2 separate regions of the Homo sapiens genome follow, and region 2 is linked to region 1. A link is a loop called in an ENCODE intact Hi-C map of the cell type or tissue named here. Cell type or tissue: PC-9. All regions are shown on one strand.

Region 1 (2,500 bases):
AGGCGTGAGCCACCGCGCCTGGCCAAATAGTTTAAAAATAAAAAATAAACAACAAAGAATCTCACTGAAGCTTGAGATTGAAGCTCAGTCTGAAGCCCCAGGCAAGCTGTTCCAACTTTAGAGAAAATGTGGACAGGGTTTTCATGCCTCTTTAATTTCCTGCACACAAGGCGGGAAGGTCAGTGCTTGGTGTTACTGACCTCTTTAGGAATGACTGGATTCAGGAAGGCAGTGGCATCATGTGACATAAAGGTGTGGTTTTACCTCAGAACCATCTTTTCTGGGGTGTGAAGAGTTAATCAGCATTAACTCTGAGCCTTCGCTTTTCTGCCCCTTGAGACTCTGCTTGTTTTTTTTAAAACCTTTAACCCTATCCTCTTGGCAGAAAAGGGGACCTGGCTGTGAACTCTGTAGCTGGGCTGATCCCTAAAGCTCCTCTGGGTCTGACATTATGTAAGAAATGTAAATGCTCTGACTCATCCAGATAGGACTTTCCAGCAAAGCCTGGCCTGGCGCCAGCACCTTTTCAAAAAGGGAGCACCCTTCGCACTGTGGCTCAGTCAGGCCTCGGGCGGCAGCGTCCCGCCGAACGCGGAGTTCCAAATCCGCTCTCAGTAAGACTGATCTTGATTCCCCCTTGTCTTTTGAAATATTTATCAACATGCGAAAGCCTCTGAGGATCCTGATAAAATGACCTTTACTGGCAGAGGGAACAGAGCCCCAGGCTAGGCAGAAGCAGCCAAGTCAGCAGTCCACTCCACGGTGGTGAACGTTTGGAATTTAGGCAGCTCCAGGCAGCCTCTAAACCTGTGCCTACTTCCCTTGGAAAACAGAATTGAAACTGCTTCTCCACGCCCACTTCGGCCCTCAGTGCTGACATTCTGGAAAGAGCTCTAGCTGCGATAACCGTCCCACCCCACAGACATAAAATGGCACTTGGCAGAAATTGACACGCAAGAGCCTCCCCTTGAGAGCGCCTTCTCTTCCCTCCTCTCCAGACGCTGTGCCTGGCCCGCTCCTGCTTCCCCTTCTGCTCGGCAGGGTGCACTCCTCATTAGTCCTAGTTGTACTTTTCACTCTTCCCGGGCCCTGGCACTCTCTTCATGCCCGGCCACACCCCGCTTTTCCCAGCACTGTCCCTCCATGCCAGAATCTCCCCGAAGTTCTGCTCCCGGGCTGTCACTGGGAAGAGAGGTCACCGACACCCGAGTGGGCTTTTCAAGGATAAAGGGCTAGTAGGGAAGTCACCGCTAGAGGGTGACATAATTACACACAAACGCATTCCTGGTCCTGCGAGGCCACAGCCAGCTGTGGGCCTGAAGGCATGAAACAGGTATCAGGATATCTACCCTGCAGTACACACACTCACACAGGCACAAACACACACCACCCTCTGTCTCTCACATACACTCACTCTCACACACACACACCCTCCCCCACACACTCTCACACACACACTTTCTCACACACTCACACACACACTCTCACACACACTCTCTCACCCCCACACACTCACACACACTCACCCCACACACTCTCACACTCACTCTCACACACACTCACCCTACACTCTCTCACACACTCTCACCTCCCACACACTCACCCCACACACTCTCACACACCCCCACACACTCTCACACTATCACACACTCACCCTACACACACCCCTCACACACTCACACACACTCACCCCCCACACACTCTCACACCCCCCACAAACACCCACACACACTCTCACACACCCCCACACACTCTCACACACTCTCACACACTCTCTCACACACTCACCCTACACACTCACACACCCCTCACACACTGTCTCACACACACTCACCCCCCCACACACACCCCACACACTCTCACACACACACACACACACTCTCACCCCCCCCCACACACACACTCTGACCTATTTTGGCTAGCAAACCAACCAGAGCCTTCGAGTGTCTTCCATGATCACCATGCCTCACCGTGACCAGATCCTGCTCACAGTATGGTCAATATGACACTCACTGTTAACTCTTTTTTTTCCCCAAGCCAAAGGTACTTTATGAGGAGTTGTTCAAATACATAATGGGACAGCAGTACTCCTAACAAGCAAAACATACCACACATTTACATGGCGCTTTAAAGATCTCAAAACATATTTGCACATCTTTTTTTCCTTTTATTTTCAGTTGACATGTAAAAATTGTACACATTTATAGAGCACAGAGTGCTATTTCTATCCATGTATGCTATGTGTAATGGATCCAATCAGGGTAATCAGCATATCCATCACCTCGAAAACCATTTCTTTGTGTTGGGAACACTGAAAATCCTCTCTTCTAGCTTTTTGAACAAATAAAATAAATTGTTAACTATATTCGCCCTACGGTGCTTTAGAACACTAGAACTTATTCCTCCTGTCTAGTTGTAATTTTACATCCATTAACCAACCTACTCCTGCCCTCCCCTCCCTGCTGCACTTCCCAGCCTCCTTCTTTCAGACAGGGTCTCC
Region 2 (2,500 bases), 190 kb before region 1:
GTCTTGCAACAACCCTGTGAGGGCAGTATTAATGCCCCCTTACAGCAGAAGACACTGCAGCTCGAAGACAGCTTAAGTGGCAGAATAATGCTAGAACAGCTAAGGTTTACATGTACCAAATAACATGTTTCAGCTCATTCCATCCTCACAACAGCCCCCTGAAAGTGGGTACTATCATTAGTCCCATGTTATAGAAACTGCAGCAGAGTTGAAAATTGCCTCCAAATTACCGGAAGAGTGTATGAAGATTGAATGTGATGTATTCACGTAACATGCTTGAAACTGCCTGGCATATACTAAACGCTAAATAAATACATGCTAACTGCGATCATTACATTACCTTGTTTCATGGAGGTGGGGACAAAGAAATTACAATTTAGATGCCAGGAACAATAAGGTGTTCAACAGGCCCAGCAGGGTTAAGAAAGCAGCAAGGAGCCCTTTCTAGCCCCTGGGCTGCCATCACTGAGTGTCCCAACCATGTGTCACGAGGCACCACCTGTGCGGCACACAGCAGGGTGAGCACTAACTCTCGCCCTGCCACTTCCTGCCAAGGCCGTGGCCGCCCACCTGCCGTTCATTCTTTGGCATTAAGGCACATTCTGACCTCCAACTGCATTTGACCCCAACTACCAACTCACAGACACCAAACAGCAGTCTCTGTAGGACCATAACCCAGTGTTATCTTTTGGAAGGGTTATCATCCCCACCCAAACAGGTAGAGCACTTTCAGGCAAATTTATCAACTCTTAAAAAGCCAAGCTTAGGAAGCTGGAGCAGCTTCTGGCCTGGTTTTGTCTGCTTCCTCTGGGCCCCATATCTCTGCATGGCCGAGGGGAATCCCTTTCAAGACCATTGGAAGGAAAAACCATTTCTGATAAACTAACCTTCTCTACCTTGGAGAACAAAATATTCTCATAAGCTTTGCCTTTGAAGGTCAGAACGATTCCTCTTCTACTTTTAGCAGAACCACTAAAGGACAGCAGGTGGCAGCCTGGCTCACTCTAAAGCCCATCACCTGCTCTCGGACGCATGAACTTGGAACCTAAGTCATTTGATAAATTAGAATGCAGAATTTTGAAATCTTATGTTGTACACCACCTTTGGAGGACCAGGAACTTAAGGATGCTGTCAGATCTTCCTTCCTCAGTACCAAGGATATGTGAACTACTAAATCCACATAATAATGTTGTGTATTTTAATAGAAGAGCTTTCAGGGAAAATGCTTCAACCACTTCATTAAGCTCAGTGAAGTTGTGGTTCGGGGGCGGCGGGGAGGCAAGAAAGTGGGCATATCATAAGGCCAGAAAAGTAAATGAAGTCCACAAAAGGACGGAATTGGAGCGAGGGTTTGGCAGAAAACCCAGCCAATCACTATGGGAAGTTTGAGGAAATTATCTATAGAAACCACAGCATCTCAGCGTGGGCTCTAGAGGATGTATCGTTGGCCTCATTTTAACAGAACACCGAGGCTAGACAAGCAAACGGCCACTTGCCCATGCTACATGGCAAATGGCACAACTGAGATCTGAAGCTACCCTTTTCATTTCCAGGTAGTGTAGCAGGGTAGGGACGGTGGGACAGTAGGATGGCGGTGACAAGAGGCCATCGCACGTGACGCTTCCTTCCTGCCCCATGCCATCATAAGCAGCCTCTACATGAGTGAGACAGGCTGCCCTTGTTTCACCAAGTCAAACAGCTGAAGGCAGAAAAGATTTGTACATTAGATAGGGTGTTGGTGGTGGGTAGGGAGCAGTGCTGGCTAGCAAATGGTTCATGCCCTCTGAGGGGAAGACAAAATGAAACACTACAATTGAAGCCAAATATTCAAGAAGATGTTGTTTCTGGGATGATTTTAAAGTAACATTGCCCAGAGGGTTCTCTAGGCACCCAGAGCCTAGCACGCTGTACAGTCAGAATCCAAACTTGTCCTTATCTACTTCCTCTACAACCACATAACATCACCTGGGTATCAGGAACCATACAGACACTTTTTTTTTTTTTGGGAGATGGAGTCTCGCTCTGTCACCCAGGCTGGAGTGCAGTGGTATGGTCTCAGCTCACTGCAACCTCCACCTCCCAGGTTCAAGCGAGTCTCCTGCCTCAGCCTCCCAAGTAGCTGGATTACAGGTGCCTCCACCACACCCAGCTAATTTTTTGTATTTATAGTAGAGACGGGGTTTCACCATTTTGGCCAAGGTGGTCTCGAACTCCTGACCTTGTGATCCGCCCACCTCGGCCTTCCAAAGTGCTGGCATTACAGGCGTCAGCCACCATGCCCGGCTCAGATGCCTTTTGGGAAGAGACGAGGAAAAGACAAGTGGGTTATTAGTAGGCTTCAGCTAATACTGTTTGTCAAAAGCAGGGAATGATCCAATGTCTATGCCCAGGTAAGGTATGGGACACTCTAAAGTTAAATCTATACTTAAAAATGAGAATTCAGAATGAACATATTATCCTGATACTGGAAATGCCCTTCCAAAAACTAAATTTACCTAAG

Evidence for each region. Hi-C counts contacts between places; a loop is a spot of excess contacts. Peaks named below come from ENCODE experiments on the same cell type or tissue, not always from the same donor. Only the 100,000 strongest peaks of a DNase experiment are listed, where the experiment ranks them.
Region 2: a loop joins it to region 1, with 10 times the contacts of the local background. A loop is called at or near these places in 3 of 110 quality-filtered maps.

What each region holds. Positions count from the first base shown.
Region 1 is chr12:1,604,161-1,606,660 of GRCh38, reverse strand. No RefSeq gene overlaps it. Among named protein-coding and RNA genes, the nearest start is that of FBXL14, 11 kb to the right of the region's middle. RefSeq lists enhancers at 289-808, 959-1,038, 1,159-1,218, 809-1,330. In PC-9, CTCF peaks have their summits at 998 and 1,201; DNase peaks (open chromatin) are centred at 490 and 1,280; H3K4me3 peaks cover 1,578 bases; H3K27ac peaks cover 1,237 bases.
Region 2 is chr12:1,789,791-1,792,290 of GRCh38, reverse strand. CACNA2D4 (calcium voltage-gated channel auxiliary subunit alpha2delta 4) reads left to right here. Exons shown (of 38, transcript NM_172364.5): 38 at 1-328. Among named protein-coding and RNA genes, the nearest start is that of LRTM2, 30 kb to the left of the region's middle. In PC-9, CTCF peaks have their summits at 781 and 980 (motif pointing right); a DNase peak (open chromatin) is centred at 1,002.